Regions from separate parts of the Homo sapiens genome. Here region 1 is linked to region 2. Evidence: read pairs that join two places in POLR2A ChIA-PET (ENCODE). Cell type or tissue: GM12878. All regions are shown on one strand. Each heading gives the region's core, and the rest is flanking DNA. Links, peaks and the distances in the headings are about the cores only.

The links. ChIA-PET counts read pairs that join two places held together with the same protein. Peaks named below come from ENCODE experiments on the same cell type or tissue, not always from the same donor. Only the 100,000 strongest peaks of a DNase experiment are listed, where the experiment ranks them.
Region 1: POLR2A ChIA-PET joins it to region 2 with 5 read pairs; 1 of 35 experiments calls an interaction of 5 or more read pairs at or near these places.

Annotation. Positions count from the first base shown.
Region 1 is chr5:171,738,318-171,748,705 of GRCh38, forward strand. It overlaps LOC105377723 (a long non-coding RNA gene), which reads left to right and starts at 68. Exons shown (of 2, transcript XR_941215.1): 1 at 68-152; 2 at 4,267-4,472. It also overlaps a transcript of LOC105377724 not described here. RefSeq lists enhancers at 4,551-4,610, 4,641-4,710, 4,771-4,850. In GM12878, for the core only: no CTCF peak of the experiment used is centred there; DNase peaks (open chromatin) are centred at 4,103 and 4,904; H3K27ac peaks cover 673 bases.
Region 2 is chr5:173,007,335-173,012,334 of GRCh38, forward strand. All of the region lies in intron 2 of ATP6V0E1 (ATPase H+ transporting V0 subunit e1), which reads left to right. Among named protein-coding and RNA genes, the nearest start is that of SNORA74B, 11 kb to the right of the region's middle. RefSeq lists a silencer at 2,692-2,986 and an enhancer at 2,837-2,916. In GM12878, for the core only: no CTCF peak of the experiment used is centred there; a DNase peak (open chromatin) is centred at 2,906; H3K27ac peaks cover 1,133 bases.

The sequences.
Region 1 (10,388 bases), core at 2,763-7,762, 1.3 Mb before region 2:
GAACACGCCTGGAACGAGAGCGGGTACATGGCAAACACTAAGGAAGATCTAGCTACGGTGATTGCAGTGTCTTCTGTTTAGAGAAGAGGACTGGCTTCTCCTGCACCTGAGGCCTGGAGGGTAAAGCAGAGGAGCAGAAGCAATAAACATGGGTAAGTGAGACTGATGTGTCTGGGGAAGTAAACAGCTTTCTCAGAGAGGCTCAGCCCCCTGTTAAGGGAGCTGAGTCCAAGCTCCTCTGGGGCTTCCAGCAATAACACACTGTTATGAGCAACTCCACGAGCCTGGGGCATGAATTTCTCGCCTAACATAAAGATGTCTCTGAACCTAAAATACTCCCCCAAATCACACTCAGTTCTGTCCTCGGAGGTTTTCCAGGGACATTGAGCAACTTACCTATTTTGCAGCTCGGAGCTTCCCCATCCCACCCACTCGTGACTCTGCTGAAATGTCACAGGAATCTCCTGCCCAGCTTCTTGTAACCCGAGAGTTGCCAAGGGCAGCTACCCTACGGAAAGAGATTCTGGTTCAGAGAAAATATTCTAGACAGAGCCGACATACATGTCTCTTTCTTTTTTCTGGAAGATGATTTTCCACAGTGAGCCACAAGATCCTTTTTCTAAATGAGAAAATAACAGCTTGCATGTAGCAATTGAGAGTCATCTACCCCTTATTAACCCGCAGCATTAATTAATTACTTATTCTACATGGCTCACTATCTTACACACCCTTTGAGGGATGATGGGGAAACACCAAACAAACGTAGGATTTGGTTGTCACTCATTTTCTCCAGGGTTCCAGGTTTCCCACCTTCACTGATTCCCAACAACATAACACAGTGTTACCTTATCGCATCCTCATCACATCCTCCTAGAAACCCTTGATTGGCTTTCCATTACCTTCAGGGGCCTCTTAGCACCACGTACAGTCTTCCAGGCCTGGCACCTGCCCACTTCTCCAGTCTTTCTTCTTTCCCCATCCCTCACGTCTTCTACTCTCCAGCCATTCGCTCATTCACTTTCCATTCATTCATTCTTCAAATGCGTACTGGGCAGCCACTCCAAGTCAGATGCTGTGTTAGCTGCTAGAACCACAGTGCACAGTGGGGGGACAAGACAAACAAGAGCCTTTCTCTTAAGAAGCTTACATGCCAGGGAATGTAAATAACAATGAGAGAAAGAAAGAGATGAGAGCATTTCTTTCTTTCTGTGAAAAGTGTTGCTAGGAGAATGCCACAGGGCGATGTGATTGAGAGTGAATGGAAGAGGCCGTGTGCCTTTAATTGGGTGGCCAGGGAAGGAAGGCATGAGTTGAGAACCAGCCACTCCAAATTTCTTGCAGTTCCATGATCGTCCCAGGTTTCGTCTATCCTCTGTGCACGTGCATACGCCACTGCCTCCTCCAAAATGCCCACTCCACCCCAGCCCCACAATCCCTCGTCTACTTGTAATCCTGGCTCAGTTTCATCTCCACAGGGAAGCCATTCCCAGTCTGCCAAGGGCTGACTTGGGCACCCCTTCTCAGTGCTCCCCAGATTCCCTGAGCCTTAGTGCCCACTCCACACCTACTCCATCCCTATGACGCCCAGCATCAAGAGAGCAGGACCCAGAAGTCACCCTTGCTTCACGGCGAGTACCTTGGGAAGGAGAGAAATGCTAAAGCAGGATTGGAGGGCACCCAGTTGGGGTCTGAGCTTGGTGGACATCAACGATTTTTCCAGCAATTTTTGTTTGATTAAATCCCAAAGGACATTTTTTCCTCCAACTCTTTTTCCTTTAGCATTTAAGCCATATGGTTCTGATTCATTTATACTTAACTAATTACATTGGTTTGGTTAGAGCTATTTGATGTCCGTGAGTCTTCTGAGCCTTTTCATACAATTTTCTAACTCTTTTTACTGTGAAGCCCAAAGTGGTCTTTTGCCAGCTGTAAACAGCACCAGAAGGTTACTGTTTGGTCTCGGTTTGGTCACTAGGCTGAGGCCCTGTGGTTACAAGGCCTCTGAATTTGGCAAAATGTGTTTTTTGACTCCCAGTGAAATTCTAAGAAGGTTCTCAGAAAAATATTGAGATGAGAACACATAAATAAGATATCCAGCTCTGGAGCAAGGCCCCTCCCTTTAGAGAAGCCCCCGTTGGGGTCATGGCTTCCGCCTACCTTCCCCATCCTCCCAACAGCAACTGGCAGTTGGGTCACTCAATGAAGTCCTGAGGCATTTCACTTCATGATCCCACCCTGTCTCTAGGATCTTAGAAAGTGGCATTTGTGTAACAGGTAGGATTTTATGGAGATGCCAGTGTTCTGGCCAAGTTGGCCGCAAAGCAGCTCTGTTTTTGTTACAGGAGATGGAAGGATCTGAAACCAGCAGAGGGCCCACGGTGTTTCAGGCCCTTTTCAAGGATAAAGGTGTACAAAGATGAAGAAACACAGTCCTTGCCTCCAGGGGTTTAGAGTCTAGTGTTCCTATAACGTGTAATAGCAATACCTGTTATTGATCAACTTACAATATACCAGGCTCTACACTAAGTGTTTCCAGAATATTATTTCAGCCAATGTTTGTGATAACTTCAGAGATTGGTACTTGTCTTAGTCCATTATCTGTTGCTTATAATAGAATATCTGAAACTGGGCAATCTATAAAGAAAAGGAATCTATTTCTTACAGTTATGGAGGCTGCGAAGTCCCAGGTAGAGGGGCCACATCTGGTGAGGGCCTTCTTGCAGGTGGGGACTCTCTGCAGAGTTCCAAGACAGCTCAGGGCATCACATGGTGAGGGGGCTGAGCTTGGAAACTTAGGTCTCTCCTCCTCCTATAAAGCCACAGTCCCACTCCCATGATAACCCATTAATCCATTTATGAGGGCACAGCCCTCATGACCCAATGGCCTCTTAAAGGCCCCACCTGTCAATACTGCCATATTGGGGATTAACTTTCAATATGAGTTTTGGAGGGGACACACATTCCAGCCATAGCAATACTCATAATATCTCCCACTGGCCCATGAGGAAAGTGAGTCTCCAAGAGTTCAAGTGACACAAGTGCTAAGCAGGAGAATTGGGATTGGAACCCAAGTCAGCCTAATCCCAAAGACCACAATGCATGGAACATGAATAGCTGCTTATAGAGGCTCATGGATTCTGAAAAGGTGCATGCCAAGAATCAGACCAAAGATCATCAATGCCAAGGTCAAAGAACAAGGCATGAGGCAGGGGGTGGAGGGAGCAGTAGACAGAGACATGAACTAACATCATTGAAGACCAGGCCCAATAACCCAGCAAGGTCAGCACTATTTATATCCTCATGTTTGTAGATGAGGAAACTGGGAGTCAGACTGGTGAGGTCCCTTGCCCAGGGCCTGACAGCCAGAAAAAAGGAACACAAGAGCTTGGACCCCGTTCTCTCTGACTCCAAGGTTCTCTCCAACATATCCTCACAAATGTGATCTGTCTCCCTATGGGGTTAACGATAAAATCACAACCTCCCCCATTCAGCTAAAAATCTCCATAAAGCATAACAGTTCAGATGAAATTAAGAGAAGGTCTATTTAAGGCAAGTGACATAAATGCTAAACAGGGTAAGGAACGCTGCCCGAGAAGGGCTGAAGTAATGGAAATGGGATTCAGAATGATGAACAATGCAAAAGATTTATGAGATGGAATACTCCCAAACAGTCTATGTGCAAAGTTCTCAACAAAAGAATGAGGAGGGGCCAGGCATGGTGGTTCATGCCTGTAATCCCAGCACTTTGGGAGGCTGAGGCGGGTAGATCACTTGAGGTCAGGAGTTCGAGATCAGCCTGGCCAACATGGTGAAACCCCGTCTCTATTAAGAATACAAAAATTAGTCAGGCATGGTGGCAGGCACCTGTAATCCCAGCTACCCGGGAGGCTGAGGCAGGAGAACTGCTTGAACCCAGGAGGTGGAGGCTACAGTGAGCTGAGATTGTGCCACTGCACTCCAGCCTGGGCAACAGAGCGAGACTCCATCACACACACACACACACACACACACACACACACACACGAATGAGAAGAGAGCATACAATAGCCAAATCTGGGTGTAAGCTGAGAGAATAGAAAAGTGAAACCATGAGTCCAAAACGTACCTAGGTTGGTCAAGGGAGAAGAGAGTTTGCTGATGGATGACAATTTCCTGTTTCTTTTCTAAAAAAAAGAAGAAAGGAAATCTTTACAGATGTCTGCCAAGACGCAGCTGTTTTCAAACAGGTTTATCTTATTTAGCCATTTTCTTATTTAATCTTTACAGGGTCTTTCAAAAATTGGCTCAATTGTCATCTACATTTTACAGAGGAGAAAAAAAGGCTCAGAGATATAACATGACTTTCCCAAGGCCACAGGCCTTGAAAGTACAAATTGGATCATCCTTATCGACACCTTCCTGTGGCAATCAGAATAAAACATCGATGTCGGACCAGGACCTAAGTGTGATACGAGTCCTGCTAACATCTCTGACGACATTTTTTTTTTTGAGACAGAGTCTCCCTCTGTTGCCCAGTTTGGAGTGCAATGGTGTGATCTCGGTTTACTGCAACCTCCATCTCCTGGGTTCAAGCAATTCTCCTGCCTCAGCCTCCCAAGTAGCTGGGATTACAGGCACCCACCACCACACCTGGCTAATTTTTTGTATTCTTAGTAGAGACGGGGTTTCCCCATGTTGGCCAGTCTGGTCTTGAACTCTCGACCTCAGATGATTCGCCTGCCTCGGCCTCCCAAAGTGCTGGGATTACAGGTGTGAGCCACTGCACCTGGCCATCTCTGACTACATCTTAAAACTCTCTCTCTCTCACCCAGAATGTTCCAGTCACAAAATCATTTTTAGTTCCTCAAATACAGTTTCATTTCCAACTTGGGGCTTTTAGATATGCTGTTTCTCTGCCTACCAGAGTGATCCATCTGGATCCTTTGGTCAAACTTTAGCTCAAATGACGTCTCCTCCAACAAGCCTTCTTTGACTGCACACTCTGCAATGGGCCCTCCCACAGCTATCTAGGACAGTCACTCATCTTTCATCACTGACCATGGTTAGTGTAAATGGGAGTGTCCTCTCATCCATTGTCCATCTTCCCACTTCAGCTATAGCTCCATGAGAGTAATTTGAGCCCCCCATGAAATGTTCCTATGACTCACTGACAATTAGGTATGGTCCAAATAGAGCCTTTCTTTCACACAGAGATGTCAACCCCAGCATGGCCCCCTCACAGCTCCTCCTGAAGGGGAAGCCTTAAGTGAGCCACGTGACAGCACAGTTGATTCAATACTGCATGGCATCAGACCTACCCAGGACCCCAGGCACAGCTGTCGGGACCTGAGATGGACAGCAGGCCTAGGAATCCACAGACCAACCAGCAACCCGAGATGTGTCAGGAAGGGATGAGCTGGGCTAATCCTATTCCTCCTTGGGGAGTTTCCAGTGAGAACCGAAATGGAAAGGATATCACATGCTGGAGTCAGGGCTGTGGTGGACCATCTGCTCGTGGAGATTTGAGGGAGCAGAACTCATGAGAAGGCAGAGGCCCCAGTTAATGAAACTGGAACAGAGTGCACAAGAGCAGAGAGAAACAGAACTGCCACAGAGACACATAGAGCCTCCGGCTCCAGGGCTGTCTCAGTTCCTGCCTGAACCCCAATTCCAGTTCCCATCAAGGGAGTTCCTTCAGTGAGTCTCCCTTTCCAGGAGGTAACTAACAGTTACTTGCATCAAAAAGAGCCAAACTGAAGCAGTCTCCAAACCAAAGTTACATACCAAAAAAGTGTTTGAGCTTGTGGTGGGAGGGTGGGGATGACAATCTCCTACGAACACGAAAATATGAAACAATTTTTTTCTAGCACAATTTGTGGGGCAATCAGTATATTTTAAGCATATCAGTCATGACTCTTCCCATTACAGGAGACAGCACTGGCTTCAGGAACTGATGGATCCAGGTGCTCACGTGTGTCTTCCGTCACCCCTCTGCCTCAGCTTCTCAGAAAGCCTTTCACATTTAGTGGACCCAGTAGCCCACCAGCAGAAAAGAAGCTGTCTTCCCCAACAGATTCACAAAAGTCCTAGGATTGCAGAACATTAGACAACTTGAACTTTGGTCTGATGAGAACACTCTGATTCATCAAAGCTAGATTATGTGACCACCCCTAACATGTGGGTGGGAAGTGGGGAGAGAAGAGAGGAGGTAGTCTCCTCAAACACTTTAAGAGTGGAGTTGAGGTGATTTCCCCAAAGGAAAAATTGGGGTGCTGTCACCAAAAGAAGAGAGGATGGATAATGAGCAGGCAAAAACCCCAAATGTTCCCCTATGGGAGTAAAATCCACTTGAGGCATAGGCCACTTGGGGAGAAGACCCGTAAGCTCCTTCTCCAGGAGGGTTATCTGATTATAAGAGGAGGCTGGTAACCACTGAGTCTGCACGAAAGCTTTTCCTAGGCCTGGTCCTTGGGGCTACAGCTTTATTCTAGGGCATGTTTATTTGAGGAACATGGGCTCCTTGAGAAGCACTGGAAACAAGGGGACAGAATGGCTTCTAAATAAAACAAATCCTAGCCTGGAAGTTCTGATCTCTACTCTGCCACCTACCAACTGGGCTGACCTTGGGCAAATCCTCTCACTTCTCTGAGCCTTAGCCTCCTAATCTGTGAGATGTCAGTAATAGTACCTACCTTGCATGTTCGCCACAGAGATTCAATTAATTTAAATAGGTAGAGGACTTGGGGCAGTGCCTAGGACAACATTACACTCAGGGATGGTGATGATGATGATTATAATGATGATGATGATGTTGATGATGATGATGTTGATAATGATGATGATGATGATGATGATGATGATCATGATGATAATGGAAAAGAAGATAGAGGAGGTAGAAGAGGAGACAATCATGATGTTGGAGGTAGACTCCAATCTTCAGAATCAGAAGCTCAGGGTTGGAAAGGACCTTAAGTAGTCACCCCGCCAACTTCCACAATCCACCCCAAGACCCTAAGAAATAGGATTTGACATTGCTCAAGTTGAGGAAACTGAGGACGAGCTTGCCCATTGCTGGTCTTTTAGCCAAAGAAGTGGGAGAGATGGCCATGAAACCCAAGACAGTTAGCTTCAAAGCCTGGGCTCCCTTTACCAGAGCCTTCTGCCACGAGGCATGTTGATGACTTCTACAGTCTAGAATGAAGAACTCAGGGTCTCCAAACGAGCCATCTGTGACTTTGTGACTTTGCACCCATGCATTGGCGGAGGAAGTCATTGCATTATAGGACCCTTGCATCTTTTCCTTTGGGCTTTCTTTCTACCCTCAGTGAGCATCAAACCAAAGAAAAGCTTCTTAAAAAAAAAGAACACAAGTTATAAGAGCCACCAATATTTCAAAAACAATTTCACATCTGCACTGAAACTCCTCTACTTACAAACATTCACAGATAAGAACAAAGCCATGCACTAAAGGAAAAGTAGGCCAGCTCCGCCTGCTTCCCCACAGATGGTGAGCAGCAGTCATGCGCATCCATTTTAGTCTTGGCCATCACGTTAGTCATTAGTGTTGGCCCATGAGCTGTTTAAAGAAGTGTCTTCTTACCATGAAAAGAAGAAAGTCAAAGTAAAAACATCTTTGGATACATTTCTGAATCGCTGAAAAGCACCAAGTAGAGCCAGAATCAATGCCAGCACATCACCGGTCCTTTTGAGAAACTCAACTTTATACAGACATGTATACTGCAGAGACTTAGAAAGAAATAGACTTAAACACAGCCTTTTGGATATGATGTATTTGTACATGAATGATTTCTAAATTTCTAACAGCAAAAACAACACTGAGTATTACTTTTAATGCTTTTATTTTAAGCAATGAATGGCATTTTCTAGAATGACCCTACTTTGGCAGTTGACTAGACTAGAATGACTCTGACTATGGCAGACATGGTTAGTTGCCTATTCAACAGCTATTCTCCTACACTTTCTTCCTTCCTGGTGAATTTTCTCTCCAATAGTAGAAGTTGGAAATGGCAGATATTTTCTCAGGTTCCTTTGCATATGCAGCACTGACCAATGGAAATATAAGAAGAAATCTCTAACCTTACAGACTCCTCAATTAAAGAAATCGATGCAGGAGGAAAGGCCTTGTACTTCCTGGTTTGGATACTGTCCAGTGAAGGCGTGATGTCTAGAGCCACCACAACTATTTTGCAGCCATGACATGACAAGTCTAAAAACAAAAAGCAACAGGCTATGGACGGCAGAGCTGAAGAACAAAAAGATGCTGGCTTCTTGATGACAAGGTTGAGCCATAAACCAATCCCAACACACCTACTCCAGACTTCTTGTTATTGAAGAGAATAAAGGTATTTGATAATTAAACTACTTTTAGTTGAGTATTCTTTTACTTGCAGCTGAAACCATTCCAACTAATATGTTCATGAAACCTTTCTATGTATGTCTGAGCTGAGACAGAGAGAGGGCCAGTCTGCCCAGCTCAGGTTTGTACCACATTGACCCCACCTCCCGGCCACAGCTGACTGGACCAGGAATGGACTCCTCATCCAAGCTGAGTTCATCTGAGACTCTCTGCTGGGAATTGAGGATTGAGATTCAGAGACCATTAGATGGTTTCTGCACATAACTTTGGGAGCTATGTACACAGAAAGACATGGAAAGCTCATGTGTGCACATGTAAGAAGCAGCACAGAAGATAAACTGATTGGCTTCAGAAAAGAAGAGCAAGATGGAGTACATAGTTGCCTGGTGACCTTGACCTTCCATTTCCTGGTTCCGGGCCTTCACGACTTTCCATCTATTTACTTTCCACTTTCAGGTCCCATGAAAGACTTCCATTTCCTTTGCTTAAGCTGCTTTGAAATAGGATTCTCTTTATCTCTAACAGCTTTGCCAAGACCCCAGGGAGTTGATGGCCAGGCTAGGGTGGAACTTACATGTCCTGACTTGATGCTGCACCCTGCTACCTGCCAAAACTACAACTCATATTTATTGAGTATTTGCCAAGCACCACGAACTCTTCTAAAGGACGTCTCATGTTATTTTTAATCCTCACAACAATCCTATGAAATAGGTCCTGTAGTAGCTCCCGTTTTGCAGAGGAGGAAACTAAGGCACAGAGATTTTAAGTAAATTGCCTAAAACCACACAGCCAGCATGTGTCTGAGCCAGCATTTGAACTCCAGAGCTCAAGCTTGTCACCACTTTGTTTTACTACCTCCCCTTCCAATTCCTCCTCCCCTCTGTACTGCCCTGTAGACTGACAAATTATCTACATGTTTTCAGTGAGTGCATCTGAACTATCTCCTGACCTCCTACGGCCCTCATAATAGCTCCACCTGGCAGCTACTCACTGCCTGAGGAATCCAAGAGGGCTTCCTGAAAGAGGTGCTATTTGAGTAGATTGTGTAAAGATGAGTCGGAGTTTGCCAAACATTGGAAGAAAGAGAGAGAGTGCCTTAGTCAACTGGGACTGCTATAACAGAATATCACAGACTGGGTGGCTTATAAACACCAGAAATCAATTCTCATAGTTCTAGAGGCTGGGAATTCCAAGGTCAAGGTGCTGGCAGATTCGGTGTCTGGTGAGGACCCCCTTCCTGGTTCATAAATAGACATCTCACTGTGTCTTCTCATGGTAGAAGGGACAAGGAAGCTCTCTGGGGCCTTTTTTACAGGGCACTAACCTCATTCATGAGGGCCATGCCCTCATGCCCTAATCATCTCCCAGAGACCTCACCTCCAAATACCATCACACTGGGCATTAAGATTTCAACATATGAATCTGCAGGGAACATAAACATTTTCTACAGAGAAGGGCATACTAGTCAGAGTTCATAGTTGCAAGTATAGGTGCTGAATCTGGCTTTTTTAAACAGGAAAATAATTCATTAAAAGGATGGCAGGAGCTCTCAAAACTGCTGGGAGGGATGGATAACCACGTTCTAGGCAACAAAGCTGAGAGCATTGCCCTAAAGCATGTCACAGAACTGATCCAATGAGGATATCACTGCCACCTCACCCCCAGCACAGGACACCACAGCTTCCATCACCACAGGGGGTTCCCCGGGTCCCTACTATTCTGCTTCAACAGTTCCTGATGTCAAGGCCATGCCAAGTACATCTGATTAGTAGAGTCCGGGTGACATGCCACACCCTAGCTGCAAGACAGGATGAGAAAGTAGGAGTTGGAATTCTGAGCTCTTATTCCAGGGAATAGACTCTGCACTCACCAAGACTCACAGGAAGGGCATTCAGCTGCTGGGGGCCAAAGACAATGTCAAGCATCTACTACAAGGGGCATTGAAGGCAAAGGGAACAAATCGTGCAACGGTACAGAAAGCGTATGCTTGCCTTGGCTCAGAGCGATGAGATGGTCACTGGGCTCCTTAGAG
Region 2 (5,000 bases), core at 1-5,000:
ATTCAGTTCTATGTGCTTATAGAACTGAGATGGCAGTTTCCTTGCTGGCTATTAGTTGGGACCACTGTCAGCTCCTAGAGGCCACCTTCATTCCTGGCCATATGGCCCCTCCATTTTCACAGCCGGGAAAAGAGAATCTCCTTTGTGTCAAATCATCTCATCCTATAGCAGTCTGGAGTCCAATAAGGAGATAGAAACCACAGTCGGTTAAGCAGGGGAAGATAAAGAATTATTTTTTTCTTTTGCGGATTAGGTAGCCACGTAAACCAAAATAGGTTGAGAGAGATTTCAGAATTATTATTATGGCAAAAGAGTTACTAAAAGATACAAAGAAACTATATTTGGTTCCCTAGGACTGAGGGAGAGTAACCAAAGAACAGACTTGGAAGGGATTCAGACCTCACTAGACAAAGTATGGTTGAGCCCACCAGATAGCAAAGGAGTTTGTTGGTTTGGCCAGACCAGGGTTTGCCTGGAGTTTCTGGGCAAGCAATTGGCCTCTTCTGGAGTACAGGCAGGGGGCGAGGTCATCGGGGGCATGGATGTAGTGGGAGTCCCTGTCCCCATACGAGCAGGAGGCCTTCAAGGCATGTATGCCGGGCAGGGGCTTTGCTTAACATGTGGAGAGGGTTCTGAAGTTATTGCCAGGCCAAGGCTACAAGATCAAAGAGGTACCACGTTCTGGCCTCGAGCCATAGTAGGCTTCACCAGAGGTTCTCACACCCACTCCGCGACCTCCGGCCTACGCCTGAAATGTCCCTCCAGCTTCCTCTACTGAGAAAGCTTAACAGCGTGCTCACTTTACAGGAGAAATAAAGTAATTCACTTGTTTATCACAGAGCACACATTGAATTGCACTTCATTTGCCTAATGTTCAGAGCTGAGAGGCAATAAATTCGTGACTGAAACACACACTCCAAATGTCTTTGTAAGGGAGAGTCCTGTTCCTTTTTTTTTCTTTTCTTTTCTTTTTTTTTTTTTTTTGAGACAGAGTCTTGCTCTGTCACCAGGCTGGAGTGCAGTGGCTCAATCTTGGCTCACTGCAACGCTCCGCCTCCTGGGTTCAAGCAAGTCTTCTGCCTCAGCCTCTCTAGTAGCTGGGACTACAGGTGCGTGCCACACTGCCCAGCTAATTTTTGTTGTTTTAATAGAGATGGGGTTTCACTATGTTTGCCAGCATGGTCTTGATCTCTTGACCTCATGATCTGCCCACCTTGGCTTCCCAAAGTGCTGGGATTACAGGCGTGAGCCACCGTGCCCAGCCGAGTCCTTTTCCTTTTAAGAACTCAACTGGGCTGGGCGCGGTGGCTCACACCTGTAATCCCAGCACTTTGGGAGGCCAAGGTGGGCGGATCACGAGGTCAGGAGATCGAGACCATCCTGGCTAATGCGGTGAAACCCCATCTCTACTAAAAATACAAAAAAAATTAGCTGGGCGTGGTGGCGGGCGCCTGTAGTCCCAGCTACTTGGGAGGCTGAGGCAGGAGAATGGCATGAACCCGGGAGGCAGAGCTTGCAGTGAGCAGAGATTGGGCCACTGCACTCCAGCCTGGGTGACAGAGCAAGACTCTGTCTCAAAAAAAAAAAAAAAAAAAAAAAACTCAACTGAGGGCTGGGTGGGTGACTCATGCGTGTAATCCTAGCACTTTGGGAGGCGAAGGCTGGCAGATCACTTGAGGCCAGGAGTTCGAGACCAGCCTGGGCAACATGGTGAAACCTCGTCTCTAATAAAAATAGAAAAATCAGCCAGGCATGGTGGCATGTACCTGTAATCCCAGCTACTCGGGAGGCTGAGGCACAAGGATCGCTTGAACCAGGAAAGCAGAGGTTATGGTGAGCCAAGATTGCACCACTGCGCTCCAGCCTGGGCAACAGAGCGAGCCTGTCTCAAAAAATACAAATTAAAAAAATAAATAAATAAAATAAAAGAACTCGCCTGAAGCCATGCCCAGTGGTGGCACCTCATGCCTGCAATCTCAGCTACTCAGGAGACTGAGATGGGAGGATTGCTAAAGGCCAGGAGTTCAAGACCACCCTGGGCAACATAGCAAGATTCTCATCTCAAAGATAAAAACAAAAATTCCCCTGAACAGGTCACATTCACTCAGGATAGCCACTTCCCTTTTTTTTTTTTTTTTTTTTTTTGAGACAGAGTCTCGTTCTATCATCCAGGTGGCTGGAGTGCAGTGGTGCAATCTTGGCTCACTGCAACCTCTGCCTCCCATGTTCAAGTGATTCTCGTGCCTCAGCCTCCGGAGTAGCTGGGATTACAGGCGTGCACCACCACGCCCGGCTAATTTTTATTTTTAGTAGAGACAGAGTTTTTCCATGTTGGCCAAGCTGGTCTCCCAACTCCTGACCTCTGGTGATCCACCCACCTTGGCCTCCCAAAGTGCTGGGATTACAGGCGTGAGCCACTGCGCCTGGCCTCTTTTTTTTTTTTTTTTTAGATGGAGTCTTGCTCTGTTGCCCAGGCTGGAGTGCAGTGGCACAATCTGAGCTCACTGCAACCTCTGCCTCCCGGGTTCAGGCGATTCTCCTGCCTCAGCCTCCTGAGTAGCTGGGATTACAGGCACGTGCCACCACGCCTGGCCAATTTTTGTATTTTTAGTAGAGACGGGGTTTCACCATGTTGGTCACGCTGGTCTCAAACTCCTGACCTCGTGATCTGCCTGCCTTGGCCTCCCAAAGTGCTGGAATTACAGGCGCGAGCCACCGTGCCTGTCCTGGATAGCCACTTTGTTAAAGCCAGCTGTATCAGATAATATAATCTAACCATGGAGTGACTATTCTGTCAGATTCACTGAGTTTTATACAGAGTGTGTATACTGAGTGGTGGGAACCTCGGGAGAATTGAAATCTGCCTGCCATAGAGTGGGTGGTCGCGGGAGAGGAGGTGGAGATGAGAATGACTCAGTGCTACATGAGAAACTCCTTTGTGAAGTAAATAGGTTGTATTTCATTCTGTGGCTTGAATACATTTTTAGCTGTCTTACAGAGAAAGAGAAGAAATAACCAGTGTTTATTGAACATCTATTTGTCAGCCACTGCATAGAGCACTTTACTTATATTATCTCTTTAAATTGTAATACTATAAGGCAAGGATTATTATCACCATTTTACAACAGGAGACAGTGGGCTTGGGGTTGTAAGGACATTTGCCTGGATTCAGTTCACCGATATTTAGTGTTGCTGGAATTAAAATCCGACTCTGTCTAATACCGAATCCCATGTTTTCTAGGAGCATCTAATAATGTTGCTCCTCTTGAAAGTATTTTTATCATTCAGTTGAGATGAGAGGTCGTTTTAGTGGCGCTAGGGCAAATCACTTTCCTGCATTTCTGCTGTCTCTTAAGGAGCTCACCGACAGAGGTCACTGCTGTCATGGCCCTGGCTGGAGGGACAGTGGATCAGAAGAGAGGTCCTGGCCAGACTTCCCCATTCCAGTAGGGAAGCTGAGACTGCTCCATCTGCGTGTCACCGGGAAGTAACCTGTGCCTTTGTTCCCTGTTCTTATATCTGAATGTGGAACAGAAGAACAAAGCAGGGCTTGAGAGAGCTGAGTATAGTGGTGAGGGCATAGTTTATGCTGGGAGAGTTCTAGTAACCAAGAGCTGAGCTCCTAAGAAGTGGCCAGGGAGGGTTTATAGTATGAAGGCACCCATGCATATCTCTACAAAAACATATTCTACTACTCTCCTTGGCTTATTTCTCACAGCTCATGAGTCCCTTTGGGTTGGCCCCTCAGCCATCTCCTTTTCGCATCCTCAGAGGTTGACATGGAACATGGCACTGCTAAATGATTGTGGAATAAATGAATCCCTAGGCTGCCTGATTTATCTTTTTTTTTTTTTTTTTTTTTTTTGAAACAGGGTCTTGCTCTGTTGCCCAGGCTAGAGTGCAGTGGCATGATCATAGCTCACGGCAGCCTTGACCTCCGGCCAGTGATCCTCCCACCTCAGCTTCCTGAGTAGCTGGGACTATAGGCATGTGCCATCAAGCCTGGCTAATTGAAAAAAAATTTTTTTTTATAGAGACGGGGTCTCGCCATGTTGCTCAGGCTGGTCTTGAACTCATAGGCTCAAGCAATCCACCTGCCTCAGCCTCCCAAAGTGTTGGAATTACAGACATGAGCCACTGCACCTGGCCTGTTTCATCCTTAATAGCCTATAGAAACAGCCTAGTATAATGGGACTCAGGAGTCCTGGATTCCCCGCTTCCAGCTTCCCCCTTCACTAATTTGCTGTGGGGTATTAGTAAGTTCACTAGGACTTAATTTCCTCATCTTTAAAATGCAGAACTTAGACTTGATCTCAGATCCATTCCGGCTCTGCAGTTCTCTGAAGACATTATTGCACCATAGCTGCCTCAATTGTTTGAATAATCTCAGATTGGTTATTAAGGCTGGCCCTCAGGTTATGAAGACATGCGGTACAGTTCGGGCAAACATGAAAGGTACATTTAGTTCCTTTTCTTGTACACATGAAGTAATAGATTCATTGGAATATGATCTCTTCCTCCACCCACTTCCATCAATTCAGAGTGGATTTTTTTTCCCTTCCAGTTCTCTGCGTGTTTGTCAGCTTTAAAGGGAAATTTTAAGTCAGGAGGTAGTCAGAGGGGCAGGCACAAAGCTCAGCGGGTTAGGGGGGTAAATTCCTCTGAAATTTCAAATAAACCAGACTAGACTGTTTCCTAGGTAAATTTTTTTTTTTTTTTTTGAGTCTTGCTGTGTCACCCAGGCTGGAGTGCAGTGGCCCGATCTCAGCTCACTGCAACCTCTGCCTCCCAGGTTCAAGTGATTCTCCTGCCTCAGCCTCCCGAGTAGCTGCTACTACATCCATGTGCTACTGTGCCTGGCTGATTTTTATATTTTTAGTAGAGATAGTGTTTCCCCATATTGGCCAGGCTGGTCTTGGACTCCTGACCTCAGGTGATCCGCCCGCCTTGGCCTCTGGAGTTTTCTTGAACTGTGGTTTCTTGTTTTTTTTTTCTTAAGT